Linked DNA regions of Homo sapiens: all the other regions are linked to region 3. The links are chromatin contacts, found by Hi-C or POLR2A ChIA-PET in ENCODE. All regions are on one chromosome and are shown on one strand. Each heading gives the region's core, a stretch centred on a gene start or an enhancer-like site at or near the end of the contact. The rest is flanking DNA. Distances are from core to core; before and after follow the strand shown.

Region 1 (5,470 bases), core at 781-3,280, 530 kb after region 3:
TTGTGCAGCAGGTGCCGGCATGCAACGATGCTGCTCTCTACTTCCCCCTGCTGGCGATAATGGGGAAGGGCATGTCTCCCTCTGACAGGAAACTGGATGTCACTAGTGTAGACACGAGGGAGCTTGCAACAATCCTTGGAGATATTCTTGTGAGTTCACCTGTTTCTGTATCTTGTCTTCGAAGCCTGAAAAATCCAGAAGGTACAAGTATGCCTTTTCTCCTCTCAGCCCAGCTCTGTTTGCCTCTCATTGGTTCTGCCTGATTCACTAGTACCTGAAGCCTCAGCATCCCCTCCCCTGGGAGAAGCTCCGCATTTTATGATGTCCAGGTGTGCCCAGAGTGACTGCCTGAAAGCGTTCACAGCTCTGGCGAACAGGAACCGGGTACACCTGGGTTTCTCAAGGGAACCAACTCTGAAGCTCTGCCTTTAGTAAAAGTCACAATGCCCATTCATGATTACCTTTTCCCTCAGATGTGCGTGTTGCGTGTTCATTTCCCCTGACTTGATCAGCGTTTCCTCCTAACCACCACTGTGCTTTAATATGGCTGCAGCACTCTTAAAATCCATCCGGAGCAATCCTGATTTCAAATATTTTGTCTCTTTGTGAGACGGATGGCAGTCGTCAGTCGGTCCAGGCTTCCTGTTGTTGACCTTATTTTCCAACCTAGATTGTAAGCTCTTGTGGGCACATATTGTGCCTTTTTCACCACTGTATTAGGTTGAACCATTAAAACGGCCAATATTTGGTTGCTTTTGATATAGAAAAATGGCAGTTTTATATGGTTCAACCTAATATCTCTGGTTCTTGTCCAAGGAAGGCTTGTAATACATATTTGCTGAAAGAATTGTCCTTAATCAGAAATAAATCTAATTTCAAAACAGGCAGTAGGCAGACAGCTTCTTTCCACCTCTCCAAATCTCTTGACTGATCCCCGAGGCATATTTCCAGCTTGATTTTTCTTGTCACTGGCTTCAAGCTGCGTTGGTTTCCTGTCTAGTGTGTGAGGAGGTGAATTGTGTTTATGCCAAGACTTCTCTCTGGGATGTGGGTAACTCTCTTTGGGAGGCAGTTTGTGTAGAAGAAGGAACACAGATATGGAATCAAATCCCAGCCTGAAGACTTAGTAATTATATGATTTTGGACCAAAAAAAAAAAGACAAAAACAAAAAACAAAAAAACTGCACACACACACACAACAGAGCCTTGGTCTCCTCTTGGGTAAGACAAGAACAATATATGTACCACACAGCACCAGGAGGCAGGACCGGGAAAGAGTAAATGAGATAATCTATGTGAATGGGCCTGGCATATAGTAGGCATCTGCCAGATGCTAGTTTTATTCATTCTCAGTCTTTGTTAGAGAGAAACCAAACCAAAGACAGATACGTGATTTTCAGCCAGTGGTAACTTGGCAACTAGGAGCTGGTCTCTTGGGTCCTAGTTTTTCCAGCAAGTTACACTTTCTGTCTGTGATCTGCACACTACCATTTGAAGCACTTTTTCTCCTGCACACCACCTCACACCCCACCCAGCTCCCTCCTGACACCCATGACTGCCATACAGAATGTCTCCTCTCCTGCCCTCTGCCTGCCCCTTCCCTCACTCCTGGGAAGAAATCAGAGAATTTACTCCTCTGTGGTTTCATTTGCACTGGGTGATGGTGATTTTTTGAGGCACCTGATTGAGCTCCATGTACACATTATTTCAGCTCATAGACAGCAGGTCCACTTACCTGAGGCCACACCTTTACTTCATCAATCTGGTTCAAGGTGTGTTTGTATCCCCAAGGAAGGTTTTGATTGATGTAGTCTATAGCCACCAGAGCTGCTTCCTCAGTTTCTGGATCATCGCAGTTCGGTTGTCTATAAATCAGCCCTGGGCCATGTGGGGCTGAGTGGCAGCCCCAGAGCTGAGCAAGACAAAGGAGCAGGACGAGGGACTTCATGGCTGCCCCAGAGAGGCCCTGGCAGGCGTGCAGGTGGTTGGAGGCTTCGGGACCAACCCAGGTGCTCTGCTGGGAAAGGTAGACCCATGGAGGGTGGTGGGCTTTATTTATCTGTTGGAGCCTGCCGGAAGAATTGCATAAGGATACAGGATGATTTCTGCTTTGGTTCAAAAGAAAAAAAAAAACACCCTGCAAACATCAGCCCTGGAAAAGCAAACAGGTTAGGACATCGCTGGTCCCCAAGAAATCTGCCAAAGTCCATGCTGCTGTGGGGGAGATGCTCCAAAGTCTGCTTGGAACATGGTAATAGCAGCAAAGAGAAGACAGCTGAGGGAATGAGGTGGACACAGTCAGCCTCAGAGTGCCATGGGTTTGGCAGCAGAGGAAATGTCTTCTACTGTGATCTGAGCATGCCATGGGGTCTGTGAGAGGGAAGGGAGGATACTCAGCAATTTGATAAAATTCTCCAATGTCAGGGGGAGTTAGCTTTCCAAGAGGAGTCCTACAGGGAGAACAAGGCCCACAGATATAGCAAAGGTACAGATGTGTATAGGAGATGCCAAGATTTTGGGGGAAGATTCTTGGAGAAAAGAAAAAGGATGAGAGATGTTTCTGCCTAAAGTGGGGAATGGAGGTGGAAGAAGGGGGTTCCCGTGGCAGGACCACGGTGGGAAATGACCAGCAAAACGTGTGGGGTTCCCTGCCCCTTCTCTTCCTTCTCCAGACCTCACTGCCAGGGCCCTGCATGTGACAGCACAGATGGGCACTGACCAGAGTCTCCTAGCACTAGTAACCTAGTGCCCCTGCCAGTGCACAAGGGCAGCAGAGGGGAGTCCTGACTCATTTGACACAGCTCTGGGTTCGAGTCTGACACCGCAGGCTGAGATGCTGCACGAGCAGCTACGGACACAAATACCCCTTGAACATTCTTTGCAGACTCAGCAGAATTACAGTGTGTCTTTCTGGCCAGAACAGAGGGCCAGTGTTGACTCCAGGCACTGCCTATTAAGTGACCCTTGACAATTCCAAGTGTGACATCCAAGGAGGGTTGGCAGGATAAAGAGAGGCTTGGGAAATATCACACAAGGACCTGGTTTGGTTTAGTCTGAAGCAAAGAAGCCCTCTCATGGAGACCAACATGGTCTTCAAATATTTAGAGGCCATCATTGTGTGTGGGTGAATTTGTTCTAATGTTTGATATTGCTTCAGAGAAAAAAAAACTGGTTAAAAAAAAAAGAAAGAAGAGGGGCCCCTCCAAAGGGAAGCTTAATATTGATTTTCTGGGGTGAGAATCGGGGTGAGGGAGGTGAAGTGAGTGGTGATGGGGCAGAGAAGGTAGTTGGCAGGACTGTTCTCACATTTACTCCCAGCTGCTCACACACCACACCGAATCTTAATGTCAGAAGCTCAGAAGGTGTGGCCAGGACTCCAGGTTCTCTCCAAGAGGGGGACCATGATTCTTCCAGATGAAAAACAAACTCTGGTCATCCAGCAAGATGATCCTCAAAGCCAGGGGCAATCTTCCATCACCTTATACTCCATTTCACTCAGGGCCCTGACTCCTGAACTGTGTGTGGAAGCTATGCTTTTCTTTATATAATCTTTAAAAATATTGAAGGGCTGGGCACGGTGGTTCACACCTGTAATTCCAGCACTTTGGGAGGCTGAGGTGGGCAGATCACGAGGCCTAGAGATTGAGCCCAACCTGACCAACACAGTGAAACCCTGTCTCTTCTAAAAATACAAAAATTAGCTGGGCGTGGTGGCGCGCGCCTGTAGTCCCACCTACTCGGGAGGCCGAGACAGGAGAATCACTTGAACCCAGGAGGTGGAGGTTGCAGTGAGCCAAGATTGCGCCACTGCACTCCAGCCTGGCAACGGAGTGGGACTCCGACTCAAAAAAAAGAAAAATTGAATAAAGTGTGGTAAGGTGGCACACACCTGTAATCCCAACTATGAAGGCAGGATGATAGCATAAGACCTGGAGTAGGCTATGGTTGCAGTGAGCTATGATAGTGCCACTGCACTCCAGCCCAGCCAACAGAATGAGACTCTGTCTCAAAAAAGAAATCATTCACAATCTCATCATGCAGAGATAAACAGTGTTAATGTTTTGATGCATTTATATCTTTTCTTTTTTTCTATGTAAAATAATATTTTAATATAATTTTGATTATACTGCATATACAGCTGTTAAAATTTTTTCACCTATTGCTTTAACTTGAATATTTTCCTATGTCATTAAGTAGACTTAAAAACATGTTTACAGGCCAGGCACGGTGGCTTACACCTGTAATCCCAGCACTTTGGGAGGCCAAGGCAGGTGGATCATGAGGTCAACAGATAGAGAGCATCCTGGCCAACATGGTGAAACCCCATCTCTACTAAAAATACAAAAAATTGGCTGGGCGTGGTGCTGGACGCCTGTAATCTCAGCTACTTGGGAGGCTGAGGCAGGAGAATCACTTGAACCTGGGAGGCAGAGGTTGCAGTGAGGGGAGATTGTGCCACTGCACTCCAGCTTGGGCAACAGAGTGAGACTCTGTCTCAAAACAAAAAACAAAAAAAAACAAAAAAAAAACAAAAAACAAAAAAACAAAAAAACACACTTTTTTATTTAGGAATCTTTGGCTTTTGATTCTTTTTTTCAGGATAGATTTTTAGAAGTAAAATTATTGATTCTAATGATTTGCACATTTTTAAAGCTCTTAATTTTTATAGTCAAATAGTCTATTTGGCTATGCCAATTTATCCCCCTTCCATTTAGCTGTTGTGTGATGTCAGCTCAGCTGTTTTCTCTTTTCCTCTGTTACTGCTTTCATGCTGACTTTTGTGGGAACTTAGATATGTGAACACTCTCAGAATTCTTTTTTAAAAATGTAATTTATGAATATCTTTGCTTTTATCACAGCTACTCCATATGTCTAATACTTATAAACTAAAATAACTTTGGTATCAAGCTGAGTAAAATGATCCCTTAGATTTTTTCAGTTTCCTTAGAAAGAAATGTTGCCATTTACTTACTGGAAATGAGGAAGAAAATAGATGATATTTTGGTATGTTTTCCAAGATGGCTGTAGCATTAGTGCCAATGGGTAGTTCCCTGTGCCTGATGACACCAGTTTTAAACTTTAAAAGATTCTCACTTGCCAAATGTATATGGGACTCATGAGTGATCTTCACGTGCTGAATACATATACTCATGAGTAATCTTGGGTCAGTTTGATCCAACTGGCTCCAGCTTCTTTGCATATCAGTAGGAGATAGGCATTTCCTCCATTTTCTGGTCCTTTGCTGCATTATTTTAGTTACTTTTCTGTGCATTTTTCTATGAGGCTCACATCACAGCAATAAAATAATCCTCATTCCATTCACACTATGATGGCTGATAGTGTATTGAGGATATCAAGGGCTTGTTAGAACTGGTCAAGGAGAGCAGGCCCAACAGTCTAAGGAGCAGGAGAGGATCAACAATCTCCAGGAGATGGCAGCAGGGTGCCGGGCAGTGCTTGCTGGGTGCAA
Region 2 (5,628 bases), core at 1,351-3,850, 670 kb before region 3:
ACTGTACTCAACTGGAAACTGAAGATATGGCCAGAGTATCATTAAGTTTTCTTCTAGCCCTAATATTCTCATACTTTATCAGTTACTTCAATTTAGAACCCCATCATGGACTAACTGTACTTCCCAATAATAAGGATCCATAGCAGCTGAGAGTCACCAGCAAGAAAATCAAAGCAGCTAATGAGAATGAAATTGAAAGTAGGAAAGGAGTATAGATTTCTCTTTAAGCGTTGCCTATCTGGTCTAGAAATGTTACCATGTAAAGATACACTAAGATCTCTTAACATTGAGTAAGATTTCCAGTCAATGTTTCAGAAGCATTCCAGGTTTCCTGTCTCTCTTCTGTCGTGGGGTGAGCATCTTTCTATGGACTCAATCTATGGCCATGTATTGACAAGCTGTAATGAAAAGCCCGGATACGTGGATCCAGGCCAGGATTTAGGGCCAATTTTTTTTTGGCTTTATTTAATCTCACTTTCTCTGGGTATAAAAGACAGCATGGAAGAGAGCTATAATGCCTGGCCGGGGAGTTGCAGAGGCCTATTGTTGGCTGGCTATTTTAGCCTTGGCCTTGCTATTTCCACTGAACCTCCATTTCCTCCTCTGTAAGACAAAGGGGTTGGTTAGATGCTCTTTACAGTTCATTTAAATGCTAGCCTTCCACTTTTTGGCTCTCCTGGGTTTTCAGAGCAGAGTCTCTGAAGGAAGCATCCTTGACCAAGTTTCGTTTCACAGCCCAGAGATCTCCATTCCTGTTCCCTCAGGGGCTTGGGCACAGGAATTGGGTTGAATCCATTTGCAACTGAAATCTGTTCACTGTAATAAGTATTTGTGTTCCAATAATTTTCTAACAGCTTGTAATAAATAAAGCCAAAGGCATTCCTCAAGGAACTGCAATTAAAGATGCATCCATGGTAGGGGGTGGAGGTAGCAGGGGATCTGGAGGAGGGAGACGAGGCTTTCTCTTGAAATCCTGCTAAGGACAAGCAGCCACAGCTCTGGTACCATAAAACTGCTGAACTGACAACGCTTTAATGGCATCACCTCTCACTAGTCTCAGTTTAATATGTTCCCTGAAGGAATCCTTCGTCTGTGGAGACAGGCATAAGCTGACACATTCATAGAGAGTCTTCTTGAAAATGAGCCTAATGAGTTTACTGTCACTTCAGACGGGTTGGAAAGTAATCTGTGGATGAAAGAGTTAAATTTCACCAGCTTGAGCTGTGCAGTGGGCAAGCCCCAGCTGAACATTTGAGGAGTGAACACGCAGAGATAGGCAAAGTTCTTCAGGTTCAAAGGCTTGTTTGGGAAAAGAATCCAAAAAGTTCAGATGCTTTTGCTGAAGCTTATCTGATTTATTCAAGCTGGGGATGGGAGAATGCAGAGGCATTTGTGGAGCTAACCAAACATAAGATGTGTTCTTGCTTTGCACTTTCTGCCTTAGCTTTTCGGCTTATGTGTGTTTTGAGGGGAAATCTAATCCACATGTTTCAGATCCTTGGTATTGGAATGCATGAAGGTGCTGGCTGGTCGTAGGGCAGCTCAAATGACTAGGTGATAAGTAAGCAGTATGGAGATCATCTGGGCAGAAATACACCAAAGAACGGAGAAGATCAGTCATTTCCCCAAGTACTGCTATTCCCTGGGGCCTTGTCATCACCTGGTAGGAGGAGGGACCATGCTGGAGTGTGCATGGGAGGTTTTCACAGCCAGGCCTGGAAGTGGCACAATCACTATTCATTGAGGCAGAGAACAAGGCTGAAAAATGCGGGGGTTCAGGAAAAAGAAGCAAAGTGACAGGACACCATATAGTCTGTGATCCCGTGCACAGCTTAGGGGACATGCATAAAAACCTGAATTTAGAATTAGAACACACAAGCTTGAATACTTGAGCAACCATAGCCTCAGTTTCCTCACCTGTGAAATGGATATTTTGATCAAGAATCCCTGCTTCATGCGGTTGAGAAGACTAAATGAAATAATGGTGATGAAAGTTTTTGGTTCTGTGCTTGGTGCAAAAAAAAATGCACTGAATAAATATTTATTTTTTATTGTTTAATTTAAGTTAGATTTAATGCAAATCCTGGTTCCTTTGTGTGTTCCCCAAACTGGTTTACCCTGTCTCCAACCCAAAAATTCTCATTGTCACTCTGAGAGCAGCAAGAAGTACATTCTCTCTGGAAAACAATATAAATTGGCTCACATATTTTTTTCCACGCTAAACAGCATGATTTCAAAATGCTGGAAAAAGCCAGAGCCAAAGTAAATTCCCCCAACCTTTCTCTCTCTCTCTCTCTCTCTCTCTCACACACACACACACACACACGTGAACTTTTAAACCTTGCAAATCAGACAAGTGAAAAAAAAAAAGAAAGAAAGAAAGAAAGAAAGAAAAAGCCCAGCCTTCCATTGCTTCACATCGTATATATATCGAGTTCACTTCACAAACACAAGGTGCACTGTCAGAAGTGCCTTCGGCAAAGTTTGTACTTTGCTTGAATTCTAACTTTTGTTTACCAAGGTAATAAACCAGTCCTCTGCTGCACCAGGTGTAAAGCTATTATGAAAAGGCATATTTGTATTTCACCCCACCTCAGATGTACGGTATGTGGGACATCCTGCACTGTAAGAGCAGCCTGGATTTATTTACAGAGAGAGGCGCTCAAGCACAGAGAGGAGTGTCTCCAGGCTGGTAAAGGCTGAACCCCTGTGAAGAACTGGTCATCTAATCTTCCTCTTTTCTTTCGGCCACCTGCCCCTTCAGGCAACAGCGCCTTCCCTCTTTGCAGCGACAAATCATCCAGCCTGCCAGCAACCCTCCAGGGGCCTTTGCAGTCTCTGTGTAGGCAAGTTACGTCTTCCTGAGTTTTTTGTCCTACATTTTCAACCAATCTATTATTGACAAGCCTTGTACAGCCAGATTACAGTAGGCAAATGCAGCAGCTGAGGAAACGTCTCCTACCCTGTGCCTGAAAATCTCCACAAGCTTTTCTTCCCCTTCCTTCACAGGACCTGGTCATACCCTGATGGGCTATCTGAGGCCTGGGATGGGTGGGAGGAAACTTTCACCCAAATCTCTGAGCTAAATGGCCCGGAACTCACTCTAAATCATCTACTGAAATCCTGGCACAGAAAGGAGGAAAGAATGTATGGAAAAGGGCAGACTTAGAATGCCAGGGCCATTAGCCCGGGCAAGTAGAAGAGCTGCAAAGGGGGTCCCTGCGCTGTTGTTGATTCCAGGAGAGTCTGGCAGACCACCCAGAAACTTGCATAAGGCACACAGCAGCAGCAGTGGCATCCCAGCTCAACACGTCGGCTGCATGACACAGGCAATTTTCTCAGTCCTCGGCTGGAGCCTGGAGCCTCCCATTTGTCTTCTGGGAGGTAATTCCAATTTCTTCAGAACTTTGAGTTCTCATATTTCCTAAGCCCCTAGTAGGTGCAGAAGATTCAGCCAGGGCACTAGCCCATCTTAGGCACTCAATAAGTATTCTTAAACAATGAATTGGGCCGGGCGCAGTGGCTCACACCTGTAATCCCAGCACTTTGGGAGGCCGAGGTGGGTGGATCACTTGAAGTTAGGAGTTTGAGACCAGCCTGGACAACATGGTGAAATCCCATCTCTACTAAAAATACAAAAATTAGCTGGGCATGGTGGTGGGCACCTGTAATCCCAGCTACTCAGGAGGCTGAGGCAGGAGAATGGCTGGAACCCAGGAGGGGGAGGTTGACGTGAGCTGAGATCACACCACCACACTCCAGCCTGGGTGACAGAGTGATAATCCCTCTCAAAAAAAACAAAACAATGAATGAATTCTAGCTTTATCACTTTAAAAAGTAAAATCTTGAGCAAAGATCCCTTTGTGAACTCATATTTATTATGTCTAAAATGGGAATTATAAAAGTTATTACATTTCAGAATTGTTGTTACAAATAAGAAGCAGGTGAAGAGCCCTTGGTAAGCTTGCAAGAACTGCACCAACATTGGTGGTCACAGGCATGTCTAACACCTCCTCATGCTCGTGCATCTTGACCATGCTTTGCCAGTCATTGTCTCCCTTACATTGCCTGGAAACTCAATGCAACACACATCCATTGAATGACTACTGAGGTTTAGGTACAGTGGAAAGCACAGAGTGTATAGAGATTGATAAAACATCCTTGTCCTCAGGGAGCTTAGTAAATGAAGAACGAGTGTTGGGAAAAGACATTTCATCACTGAACACATCATTATTAAGTGTGTAATAGTCAGTCATTCAATCACTGTTCATTGAGGGCTAATTATGGACCAGGTACTGCTCTTGGCATTGGGCATTGTTTTAGTTAGGGTAGCCTCATGTAATGAGTCAACACAGAACTTATTTCTTGCTCACATAACAGTCTTGGAGGAGAATGTAGGTTGCTGGGGCAACTCTCCTTCACTTAGTCATTCAAGAGGCCAGGTTTCTTTCATCTCGTCCCTCTACTACTCCCTGAGGCCTTGTCATCATCTGGTAGGAGGGGGGACCATGCTGGAGTGTGCATGGGAGGTTTTCACAGCCAGGCCTGGAAGTGGCACATATATTTCTACACATGTTCCATTAGCTGGAACTCAGTCACACCTAACTACAAAGGAATCTGAAATGAGCCCTGCTCTATTTTCAAGAAAAAGAAAGATTTTGGTGAACATCTAACTGACTGATACAAGGATATAGCAAATATTAAGATCATGCTCCTATCCTCAAGGGGCTTACAGGTTTGGGAAGGTTATGCTACATAAATAAACACATAACCAAAATCATCTCAGGTATCATGAGGAAAATAAAATAAGGAAATGTGACTGTCATTTAAGCTGAAGGGGGCCTTTCTTAGATGGAGTAAGTGGTCGCCTAACTAAATAACAGTCGAGCTGACATCCAAATGGTGAACAGTTATCAGTTAAGAGAAAGACAAGAGGAGAGGAGTCCAGCAGAAGCTACAAGTGCAGGGCCCTGAGATGGGACGTGCCTGGGATATTGAGAGCAAAGCAAAGGCCAGTGTGGTGTGTGAATGAGGGCAGGACACACAGAATGAGAGTGGGAAGCTAGGGAAGGGCCACATGATGAAGGGCCTTAGAAATCATGGTAAAAACTTGGATTTTAAACAATAAGTTATATTTCAAGATTCATGGAGACCAACACAGAGAAGGAATAGATACCAGTCTGGCAGGAGGGGGAACCATGCTGGAGTGTGCATGGGAGGTTTTCACAGCCAGGCCTGGAAGTGGCACATATATTTCCACTCATGTTCCGTTAGCTGGAACTCAGTCACACCTAACTACAAAGGAATGAATGAATCTATCCTCGGATTCATTAGTCCATTCATTGCTCTTCCCTCAACCACAGAGGGATGACCCTTGTGTATCCCAAGTACCCACATCAGCTGGCTTCCCCTGGGCACAGCCAGTGGGAGACATTGTCAGGAGACAGAGGGGCAGGAGGCAGGAAGAAGCTGGGTTTATTTCTCTCCCTTTCTGCCTCTGCCAGCACCTCTGGCTCGTTCTATCCCCACCCATAGCTCCAGCTTCTACTGGACAGGCCCACCGTGGTCCAGTTTCTACCAGGTGACCCTGGCTTCTGGATTCCAGTAACATGACCTCCTTTCTTTATC
Region 3 (5,890 bases), core at 3,080-5,579:
TATATTGATATATACCTAGCAAGATTACTAAAACAAAGAAGTGACAACATCAAATTCTGGTGAGGATGCAAAGAATCACTCATAGTTTACTAGTGGGAAAAAAATGATATGGCCATTCTGGAAATCAGTTTGTCAGATTCTGAAAAATTAAGCATGCAACTACCATATGGCTTAGGAATTACACTTCTGGGCATTTGTCTCAAAGAAATAAAGACTCATGTTCACACAAAAACCTAGACACAAATTTTATAGCAACTTTATTCATAATTAGCCCAGATGTTCTTCAACTGATAATGGTTAAATACACTGTGGATATTATGGAATATTATTCAGCAATAAAAAGACACAAACTACTGATACAGGCAATAAACTGGATGAATCTCCAGAGAATTATGCTGAGCAAAAAAAAATGCCAATCCCAAAAGGTTACATGCTATAGTTCTCCTTTATATTGCGATCTTGAAAGGACAAGTTTATAAAAATGGAGAACTAATGGCATATGGGAGGAGTGGAAGCAGGTGGAAAGTTGCTGTGCCTATTAAAGAGCACCATGAGGGATTCTTATGGTGATGGAAGAGTTCTGTATCTTGACTGTAACAATGCCAATATCCTGATAGTAATATTATTGTAGAGTTTTGCAAGATTTTACCTTTTGGAGAAACTGGGCAAAGGGCACAAAGAATCTCTGAACTATTTCTCTTTCTTTCTTTTTTTAGAGACAGGGTCTCACTCTGCCAACCAAGCTGGAGTGCAGTGATGTGATTGTAGCTCACTGCTGCCTCAAATTCCTGGACTCAAGCCACCCTCCCGCCTCAGCCTCCCAAGTAGCTGGATTACAGATGCACACCACCATGCCTGGTTAACTTTCAATTTTTTGTAGATCAGGGTCTTGCTGTATGACCCAGACTGTCTTAAACTCCTGGGCTCAAGAGATCCTCCCACCTTGGCCCCCCAAAGCACTGGGTTTATAAGCATAAGCCACCACACTCAGCCCCTATACTACTTCTTACAACTGCAGGTAAATCTGCAATTATCTCAAAATGAAAAGGGTAAGTTTTAAAAGGCTGATTGCTATACTTTGGACGTTCGTCCCCCAAACTGCATATTGAAATTTGATCCCTAATGTTAGAGGTGGGGCCTGATGGGAAATATTTGGGTCCTGAGGTTTAAGGTGGATCCCTCGTGAATATATTAATGCCCTCTCTGGGGGATGGTGACTTCGCACTCTTAGTGCTTTCGTGATATGGTTTGGCTGTGCCCAACTCAAATCTCATCGTGAATTGTAGTTCCCATAATCCCCATGTTGTGGGAGGGACCCAGTGGGAGATAATTTAATCATGGGGCAGTTAACCCTCATGCTGTTCTTGTTATAGCGATTGAGTTCTCATGAGGTCTGATAGTTTTATATGGGGTTTTTCCCCCTTTTGCTCAGCACTTCTCCTTGCTGCTGCCATGTGAAGAAGAACATGTTTGCTCCCTCTTCCACCATGATTGTAAATTTTGTGTGGCCTCCCCAGCCATGGAGAACTGTGAGTCAACTAAACTGCTTTCCTTTACAAATTACCCAGTCTCCAGTATGTCTCTATTAGCAGTGTAAAAATGGACTAATACACCTTGAGAGCTGATATTTAAAAAGAGCCTCCCTCTCTACTCTCTCTTGCGTCTTTTGCCATGTGATCTCTGCACAAGTTGCTCCCCTTTCCCTTGCACCATGAGTGAAAGCAGTTTGAGGCTCTCACTAGATGTAGATGTGGGCACCATGCTTCTTATACAGCCTGTGGAACATGAGCCAGATAAATCTTTCTTCATAAATTATCCATCCTCAAGTGTTCGTTTATAGCAATGCAAATAGGCCAAAACAGTGATATAAAGATAAGGAGGTTTTTTGTTGTTGTTGTCTTCAAAGTTACTGACAAGGAATACAATGGGGTGTTAAGATTTGACACACACATTATTTCAGGAAAATAAATTTTAAAATCATATCCCAATGTCATTATTTGAGCATCAGCTGTAGTTGGGTAGTAAAGTGTAATATCAGGCTTTTGGCAACTAGTTGCATTGTTCATCAACAACATTAAGTCACCAAGCTTAAAACATCACAACAATGAATTTAATCAATGAACAATGAAATGTTATCAAGACCATTCACAAAATTAAAAGCAGGCCTGGCGTAGTGGCTCACCCCGTAATCCCAACACTTTGGGAGGCTGAGGCAGGTGGATGACCAAAGGTCAGGAGTTCGAGACGAGCCTGGCCAACATGGTGAATCCCTGTATCTACTAAAAATACAAAAATTAGCCAGGCATGTTGGCATGCACCTGTAATCCCAGCTACTTGGGAAGCTAAAGCATGAGAATTACTTGAACCTGGGAGGCGGAGGTTGCAGTGAGATTGTGCCACTGCACTCCAGTATGGGCGATAGAGACTCCTCAAAGAAAAAAAAAACAACTATATGAATTAAAGCTTACATTAACAACAAATAAGAGTTTGAATGTGTTATCCTGCATATGGAAATCAGATAGGTCTTTGAAGAAAAACTGCAACCTCCGCCTCCCAGGTTCAAGCGCTTCTCCTGCCTCAGCTTTCTGAGTAGCTAGGACTACAGGCACGTACCACCACGTTTGACTAATTTTTGTATTTTTAGTAGAAACAGGGTTTCATCATGTTGGCCAGGATAGTCTCGATCTCCTGACCTGGTGATCCACCCGCTTCGGCCTCCCAAAGTGCTGGGATTACAGGCGTGAGCCACTGCATCCGGCCAGAAAAACATTTTAAAATACTTTGTACACTATTTGAAATGACTATGGAATGCTTGTTTCAATCAATAAAAAAAAGAAATATGAAATGTGAAATGCTTGTTTCAATCAATAAAAAAAAGAAATGTGAAATGTAAAATTTAATAAAATTTAAATTTTAGATACATTTAAAATGTCAAAGTCCTCCTTAAGCTTCAAGAAAATAAAATCAATCTCCTTAAAATGAACAAATTATGATGAATTCGTCAAAAATATTTATATTGTGTTAACCTCATTTACCAAGACATTTCAAATTTACATCTTTGTGTCTGTTAAAGACAGATTTAGAAATACACTAATTTTATTCAAATACAGTTTTTAGTTATGATGATTAGATTTAAAGATATGTGTGATCGGTCAGTTTATGATTATGTAGAATAACATGTCAATATTTACAGGATAATGCAGGTAGGTAAGACACCTGTTCTACTATTGCATGATTTCATGATTTAACTGGTGTAATTAGGAAAGGTTTTAGATCTAATTCGAACTGTCATATCCACTTTTTTTTTTTTTTTTTTTTTTTTTTTTTTTTTTTTTTGAGATGCAGTCTCACTCTGTTGCCCAGGCTGGAGTACAGCTCATTGCAACCTCTGCCTCCAGGGTTCAACCGATTCTCGTGCCTCAGCCTCCTGAGCAGCTGGGATTACAGGCACCCGCCACCACGCCTGGCTAGTTTTTGTATTTTTGTAGAGACAGGGTTTCATCATGTTGGCCAGGCTGGTCTCGAACTCCTGACCTGAAGTAAACCACCCACCTTGGCCTCCCGAAATGCTGGGAAGATATACTTCTAATAACAGCATTTCCAACTACATTACTTGGTTGAAACAGTTGAAACTGCCATTGCAGTTGCAGTAAAGGTAACAAGAGGTAAACTTCTAATATGTAACAGGAGATTTGACTTTTCTCATATGTAACAGGAGATTTGACTTTTCATCTAGAATTAGAACCAAAATCGTTAAATTTGTATAGATATTTGCATTAGCAGAAATCCCATTTTGTTCATGTTGTTTTTAAATAAAGTGACTCGTTTAAAATTTAGTTGCATTTTAAAAATCTGTGTTATGGGAGTGGTAATACTGACTCCAGGCAGGGAAATGAGACAATTGTTAGAGACGCAGGGATGGAGCTGAGAGGTCCTCCTGGTCTCCAATGGCCCGGCGGTGGCTCGATGGGAGGGAGAGCGCCCCCTGGAGGCATTGGCGGTTCCTGGCTCGTGTGCTCGCGGGAACCCAAGCTGTGAGCCTCTGGCCCCGCCAGGGCGTACGAATCCTTTCCTCGTTTATCCAGTATTAAGTCACGCTGTGTGCTAAGTACCGTGGCCAGGCAGCAGCTAGACAACGCGCTGAGGTAAAATAGAGAACTAAGGAAGAATGGGGGACCCCAAAGTCAACTTGGTGACACATCACACGCAGGAGTCGGACCCACGGCTCCCCGAGCCACAGCTCAGTGGGGCGGGACCGCCCGGGCCTGGGCGGGGCCGGGGCGGGGCCTGTCACGGGGGAAATCACCGCCCTAGCATCCGGGGAAATCGCGGTCTTAGCATCCGGCGCGCGGCGGTTGAATTGCTGCGCCCAGCGAGGCAACCGCCTCCGAACGCCAGGTGGGGGCGAGGCGTCTCGGAGTCTCAGAGACACCAAGGCCCCTGCGACAAGGTGGCTGCAGCTAGGCCGGGGGCGTCAGGACGACGGAGCGGGTTCGGGTCGGTGACACGCAGACCTGAGGGAGCTGGGCCCGCCTTTTCCGCCCGCGCCCCAGGCCCTTGCAGATCGAGATTTGCGTCCTAGAGTGGGAAAAAAGCAGAGGCCAGGGCGCCGGTAAGTAAAGGTTCCTCCTCACCCGCCGCCAGGGCCCGGTCCGCCCAACGAGCAGGGCGGCGTGAGGGTCACGGGCTGGAAACAACAATGCCACAGCTCAAGCCGACTCCAACAGTAGTAGCGTTTTTGTTTGTTTGTTTGTTTGTTTGTTTTTTGAGACAGGGTCTCCCTCCGTCGCCCAGGCTGGAGTGCAGTGGTGTGATCTCGGCTCACTGCAACCTCCGCCTCCGGATTCAAGCGATTCTCCCGCCTTAGCCTCCTGAGTAGCTGGGGTTACAGGCGCGCGCCACCACACTCGGCTAATTTTTGTATTTTTAGTAAAGACGGGTTTCACCATATTGGTCACACCAGTCTCGAACTCCCGACCTCAGGTGATCCGCCCGCCTCGGCCTCCCAAAGTGCTGGGATTACAGGCGTGAGGCACTGCTCCTGGCCTACAGTAGTGGCTTCTGGAGGCCACTCAGGCACCCCCTGTTTCTAGCTTAGAGAAGGAGGAAATCGACAATAAAGTAGCCTTAAAGGGATCCATGTTCCGCCCTGCCACCTCTTCAGATGTCAGCGTTGTCCAACTAGTGTCCCTAGAATTACCCAGGATGTGAGTGGCACTGATTCATCAGTGGTTTAATCAGCAAAACCAAGTGTCTTACCTATCTGCCTCATCTGCTCACTGCCTCTTTCCAAGGCGTTCTCACAGGCGCAAACACTTTCTTTTCCTCCATTAATTCCAGTAGGTAAGATTTTGCAGTCTCCTTTAAGGTCCCCGTTTCTCAAAGATAGCCCAAGGAATCTCGCCACTTCCTTGCCTTTTACACATCTGGATTCATCCAGAGACATAAACCCTGACCAGGACTAGCTTCAAAAGGGTCCCACCCGTGCAGTCACATAGGGCTCAGAAGGGCCCTGTACTTACTTTCTTGCTCTGCTATGGCAATCTTGAAATTCTTAATTTTTAAACCAGCACCCGCCTCCCCTCCCCGCCACCTCCACAACATTTTCATTTTGCACTGGGCCTGGCCTTAATTCTCAATTTTCTCAAAGGCTGTCATGTAACTATATAAAAATATAGTTAAAAGAGTTTCTTCTCTAGACATGTCTTTAGTCACTAGGACATCAAGAGACAGGACGGATGCTTCTATTAACTGAGAGTTGTTGGAATCATAAAGGCTTTGTAATCCAATAGTCACCCTCCACGCCTTCTCAATTTCAGAACCTAAGAGAGTTTGCTTAGAGAAAGAACCTGAGAGGTTGTAAAGCTGAGCTGACCAAAGCTCATTGAAT
Region 4 (5,886 bases), core at 3,220-5,719, 540 kb after region 3:
CTTAACCAAAAGAAATTTGGGAACGTCACATTTAAGAAGGGATAGGAAATGGTTACCAAGGACAGTTTAAACCAACAGAGACGACATGTAAAGAGGAGATTGTAAAGAGGGGCGGCAGCATTATCTCTTGGTAGAAAATCCAAAACTAACAGGTCAAGGTTCAGTGACTTTCTGATGTAATGAAGTGTAAGTTCAAAGTCCTTTTGTTATTCAGTGTCCAGGGAAAAATTATTGACCAGAGAACCCGAGCAGGGAATCGGGGCATACAGGGTGACCTGGAGTGGATGGGGATGGGGCCTAGGGCACCCTAATTTCCGTCAGCACTTCCCTTCCTTTGCTATGAATGACTGGTGTTTTCTCAGTTGAACATAAAATGCTATGTGAGCGCCACTTTGTGACATGTCAGTCCACCTCACCACCGGCCAGGCTACCTGAGCTCCACCCAAGTAGAAATTCTAACCCACCAGCAGCTACGAGCCTAAGTTCTGTCTCTGCCCTGCCACTCTCTGATGGTGTCTCTAACACACACACACACACACACACACACACACACACATGCCACATGTACTTTTCCACTTACAGGCCAGGCTGTTTTGGGGTGCACAAGGGCAGAGCCAGGGGGCCTACTACTCTGGAAACAGGGCTATAACCATGAGGTTGTCAGACTTTGATTTTTTGCAATTGCCTCAATTGTTTAGTTTTTTCCTTAGCCGAGGCATTTTGTTAAATACTAAAATAAGTGTGTGACTTAAAGTTCCTATCATTCTAACACTTTCCATTCAGATGCATTCATCAACAAGGAATGAAGTCACCTTTCAGAGCACACGTGTCAGGTCTGGAGCAGCTACAACTTACTGCTGTCCTGAGAGCACAGGGCCTGCTTGGCACAGCTCCTCTACTATGGTCCGCTTCTCTTGCTATAAACAGCGGTGGCCAGGGTCTGGTTCCGTGCCATACATAGAGGAGGTGGTGATGACATTTTCAAAGAAGAATGTGTGTGAAGGAGGAGGAAGGGGAGGTGGGAGAAGGTGATGAAAACCATGCTGCAGGAGTGGAGAAAACCAGAACCAGGGCAGGCGCTGTGGCTCATGCCTATAATCCCAGCACTTTGGGAGGCCAAGACGGGCAGATGACAAGGTCAGGAGTTCGAGACCAGCCTGGCCAACATGATGAAACCCCCATCTCTACAAAAAATACAAAAATTAGCCAGGCGTGGAGGTGTGTGCCTGGAATCCCAGCAATTGAGCAATTCTCATGCCTCAGCCTCCTAAGTAGCTGGGATTACAGGAGGCAGAGGTTGCAGTGAGCCGAGATCGTGCCATTGCACTCCAGCTTGGGTGACGAAGGGGAAACTCTTTCTCAAAAGAAAAAAAAAAAGAAAACCAGGCTGGGGCACAGTGGCTCACACCTGTAATCTCAGCAGCTTGGGAGGCTGAGGTTGGCAGATCACTCAAGGTCAGGAGTTTGAGACCAGCCTGGCCAACATGGTGAAACCCCGTCTCTACTAAAAATACAAAAAAGTACCCAGGCATGGTGGCGCACGCCTGTAATCCCAGCTACTTGGGAGGCTGAGGCAAGAGAATCATTTGAACCTGGGAGGCGGAGGTTGCAGTGAGCTGAGATCGCGCCACTGCACTTTAGCCTGGAGAACAAGAGTGAAACTCTGTTTTGAAAAAGAAAGAAGAAAGAAAGAGAGAGGGAAAGAAAGAGAAAGAAAGAAGGGAAGGAGCGAGGGAGGGAGGGAAGGAAGGAAGGAAAAAGAAAGGAAGGAAGGGAAAGGAGGGAAGGAGAGAAGGAAGGAAGGAAGGAAAAAAGAAAGAAGAAAGGAAGGAAGGAAGGAAGAGAAAGAAAGAGAAAGAAAGAAAGAAAGAAAGAAAGAAAGAAAGAAAGAAAGAAAGAAAGAAAGAAAGAAAGAAAGAAAACCAGACTCATCATCAGCAAACCCCAGATGAGGATGCCTAATAGATTGGAAGGCACCTTCTTAAGCTGTGTGTTGGGAGGAGTCTGAGCTCAGGGATCTGCTGCGGAGGACAGGCTGGAGCACGGCCTGCACCCCACCCTGCACTGGCTGGACTCCTCTGTGTAGGAGCTGGGCTCTGGGTATCCCTGGTTTCCCAGTGCCTCCTGAAGTTCATGCACATAGTGGCTGTTTAATAAATGTTTAAGCAATGAAGTATATTGTTTTAATCTTATTTTTCCCATTGAAGAAACCTACAATTGCTCCTGATGTTTTCTCTTTTTTTTTTTTTTTTTTGAATAACAAGGAACTGAGTATATGTATATTTCATCAGGGGAGGGGCTAGGACTCCCACTTGGAGGCCTCAGGAGTTCTGCTGGGCGTCGCGAAGGAGCTTCTCCTCCCGCCGCTTCCGCTTCCGTAACCTCTCTTTGAATTCCTCTAACTCTTGAAGCTTCTCAGGTGGCCACAGCTCCCTCTTGCGCTGTATGACATCATCCTCAAACCACTCGGCCTGATTGGAAACCCAGAACATAGCCACAGGGAAAGTGAGGTAGATTATCATCCGAAATATCTCCAGCTTCACCCCCATCTCGTTTCTCCCCCTGATTGTTTCTTTATACCAAATGAAAGCTTTCACGAGTGAGCTCTCCCTCTCTCCTTTTGATGTAATTGTGCCCACTTCATCTCTACACCAGAGATCATGGGCTTTTCTCTGGCTGCCAAGAGTACAGAGAGCCCCTCCCTGAGTCATATGGGGAGGGGTAGGCATGAATAGGCCCCGGGCAGCACTCGGAAAGGGGAGTTAATATGACACTAGAATGACCTGGAAGCTGGACAGCAACCAATCTGTTTCCCTGCATGACTCTCCATAGTTGATAGAATGTGCACCGGATCCATCCTTTCCACAGCAGGCAGTGCCCTTTCATGCAAATAGAGGAACATTTTAAAAAATGTTCTTTGTGGCAGGGTGCGGTGGCTCACGCCTGTAATCCCAGCACTTTGGGAGGCCGAGGCGGGCGGATCAGGAGGTCAGGAGATCGAGACCATCCTAGCTAACACAGTGAAACCCCGTCGCTACTAAAAAATACAAAAAAAAATTAGCCAGGCGTGGTGGCGGGCACCTGTAGTCCCAGCTACACGGGAGGCTGAGGCAGGAGAATGGCATGAACCCGGGAGGTGGAGCTTGCAGTGAGCCGAGATCACGCCACTGCACTCCAGCCTGGGCCACAGAGCGAGACTCCGTCTCAAAAAAAAAAAAAAAAAAAGATGTTTTTTGCTGGTTCTGGGCTTTCCTTCTTGAGGGTTTTTGCAAACTGTGCCTTCAAGCTCAGACTGTGACAGGGACTCTCAGACCAGCCAGTGGGCTGTTGCCAGCTGTCAGGAGTCCAAGTCAGCCAAAAATCTGAAATATCACTGTTTATAGCAAACAACTAATATATTTTATTATCTAAATTGTAAAAATCCCTTAATATTTACCTTAAGGAGATTCATAAAATTAATAACTACACAACAAACAAAAAGAGACAAACAAAAATTTAAAAAATAATAGAGCAAACAGGCTGAGCACGGTGGCTCCTGCCTGTAATCGCAGCCCTTTGGAAGGCCGAGGCGGGAGGATCGCTTCAGCCCAGGAGTTCAATACCAGCCTGGGCAACATAGTGAGATCCACATCTCTATATAAAAACATTAATAAACAGTATTTTAAAAATAATAATAAATTTTTAAAGGAATACAGCAAACAAAAGTGGGAGAATTTTGCCAACATACGATTAGAAAAAAAAAATTTAAAGATATTTACAACCTCGTCTCTACAAAAAATATGAAAATTAGTCAGGCATGGTGGCATGCACCTGTGGTCCCAGCTACTTGGGAGGCTGAGATGGGTGGATGGCTTGAGCTTGGGAGGTCAAGGCTGCAGTGAGCCATGACTGTGCCACTGCAGTCCAGCCTGGGTGACAGAGTGAGACTCTGTCAAAATGTATATATAATATATATATTTATATATAACATATGATGTTTATATTATATATATTATATACAATGTTTATATGATATATATTTTATATAATATACAATGTTTATATTATATATATTTATATATAAATTTTATATTACATATTTATATTTTATATATAATATATATTTATTTATAAATATATTATATATATTTTTCCCCAGAGGCCTTTAAGCCCATAACCATGTAAGTAGCCTATCTTCTTAGTATGTATAAGTGTTTAACATTATTCATTAAAATAAACAGAAAATGGAAATGAAAGCCAATTATAGTTATGCTTATGTTTTTATCATATAGTCAGCACATGCAATAATTTATCTTTAATATAAAGGAAGAGGGTGCATATACAACTTGTACCAAACAAAATTATTTTCTCCCTGTCCCCTGCGTAAATGTGCAATGTAGAATGTTGTTTTCAGTGTGTGCCAATCTGTGAACCAGCTTGGGAAGGCTCTGCCTTGGTCTGGCCCTCCCCTGGCACGTGTTCACCCGGGTGACAGTTGTGCTATGGTGCAGCCCGACCTGGTCTCCATGCACAGCTCTCATGAGTTCCTCCTTCATGAGACAGTCTCAGAACTCAGCCTAGCTCTAGCCCCTCCTGTGCCTTCAGCCATCACTCTGCACTTGCTCATAACAGTTCTGAATGACGTGAGCTGCATGGGCTTCCATGCAAGCAGCACCTTTCATGCTGGGGCTTAGAAGGATCAACTGTCCAGGTTTGTCTGGGACTGAGAAGTTTCTGGGACATGGGACTTTCAGTGCTAAAACAGAAAAAGTCCCAGGCAAACAGAGATGATCTGGTTACCCTAGTGCTGGTGGGGAAAGGCAATGGGTCACACCAAGCGCTGTAACTCTGGACTGCCAGATCTCTAGCAGTGAAGGTCAGAGGTCTGAGGCTTCCTGCTATACAAACACTCTGCCAGGTGGCGTGTCTCAGGCCAGCTCCTGAGATGTCTGCTCTCATTTCTCCCGAGGCTCTGTGGCTGTTTTATCTTTCCCTCTTTCCATGTTTAGTAATAGCCCTCATAGCAGTTTCTGTTTTTCTGGGCCTAGAGCAGGCTGAGAATGTAGGATTGGTTTCCATGTATTCTCTGCAGATATTCTTCAGCGGAGACATTCTTGGTTTTTTCCCAAGGAAAGGGTGTCACGGGGTCAGAAATCCACACCTGTGCAGGTCAATGAATGTTTTACACTGTTTGACATTGGGGAAATTTGTTAGTGTTTCAAAAATATGTCTTAACAGAGATGCAAATTGGTTCAAAAAGTTTAGTCACATTTATTATATAACAGTAATAATACCTAATATTTAATGAGTGCTTGTTACATACCAGGTACTTTAAATATATCATATTGTTCAATCTTCACAATATGAGTTGGGTGAGGAGGCTCAGAGAGGTTGTCATACTTGTTCAAGGTCATGGAGCTAATAATTGGAAGAGAAGGGATTTAAATCCAGTCTCACCGCAGAGCCAGCACTTGGACTTAGAACTGTAGACTCGGAGCTAAGCACAATCATGTTTGAGCAAACCAATGAGAAGACTGCAGTTTCACATACTGCTTTCTGGACAACTGTGCGGTGTGTCAATTAAGTGTGTTTCCTTCCTGGACCTAGGTCTATGTAATTGAGGGGGCTCTCAGTTTCTATAGCAAGAGTTAAATAAAAGACAACATGATATCTGTGCACTGAGTGGATCCAGGAATTATCCACGGTTTGGCCACAGTGTCCAAAATTTTATTATCATTCTGGGATTCATATTCATGTGGGATTCATATCACCAGAATTCCAGAGACACCACACTCAGGGCTGGTAGCCTATGGCTACTTCTCAGCTCAGCCAGTTCCTCTCAGAAGTGAGCCATGCTGATAAAAGTCTGGGCTTGAAAATTCCTAAGGTTTGTGCTTCAAAGGCCAC

Evidence for each region. Hi-C counts contacts between places; a loop is a spot of excess contacts on that map. ChIA-PET counts read pairs that join two places held with the same protein, here RNA polymerase II (POLR2A). Pooled maps may share reads with other maps.
Region 1: a loop to region 3 is called in a pooled map, with 1.8 times the contacts of the local background. The contact joins the promoter of AHSG here to the promoter of RPL39L in region 3. A Hi-C loop is called at or near these places in 5 of 50 pooled maps.
Region 2: a pooled map shows a loop between it and region 3 (2.3-fold over the local background). The contact joins the enhancer-like site here to the promoter of RPL39L in region 3. A Hi-C loop is called at or near these places in 4 of 50 pooled maps. POLR2A ChIA-PET finds 5 or more read pairs at or near these places in 2 of 52 experiments (GM12878 and PC-9).
Region 4: POLR2A ChIA-PET joins it to region 3 with 10 read pairs in A673. The contact joins the enhancer-like site here to the promoter of RPL39L in region 3. POLR2A ChIA-PET finds 5 or more read pairs at or near these places in 2 of 52 experiments (A673 and activated B cell).

What each region holds. Positions count from the first base shown.
Region 1 is chr3:186,609,620-186,615,089 of GRCh38, reverse strand. AHSG (alpha 2-HS glycoprotein) reads right to left here and starts at 2,030. Exons shown (of 7, transcript NM_001622.4): 1 at 1,736-2,030. The coding sequence starts at 1,948.
Region 2 is chr3:187,806,088-187,811,715 of GRCh38, reverse strand. No RefSeq gene overlaps it. Among named protein-coding and RNA genes, the nearest start is that of BCL6, 63 kb to the right of the region's middle. Within about 2 kb of position 2,600, at least 10 of the 41 ENCODE cell types and tissues checked have a DNase peak (open chromatin) inside an H3K27ac peak, as active enhancers do; they include PC-9, where a contact is called at or near this core.
Region 3 is chr3:187,137,935-187,143,824 of GRCh38, reverse strand. It overlaps RPL39L (ribosomal protein L39 like), which reads left to right and starts at 4,329. Exons shown (of 3, transcript NM_052969.3): 1 at 4,329-4,612. RefSeq lists a silencer at 4,189-4,418 and enhancers at 4,459-4,608, 4,649-4,748, 4,617-5,123.
Region 4 is chr3:186,593,639-186,599,524 of GRCh38, reverse strand. It overlaps the pseudogene PET100P1. Among named protein-coding and RNA genes, the nearest start is that of AHSG, 16 kb to the left of the region's middle. RefSeq lists an enhancer at 2,291-2,585. Within about 2 kb of position 4,469, at least 3 of the 41 ENCODE cell types and tissues checked have a DNase peak (open chromatin) inside an H3K27ac peak, as active enhancers do.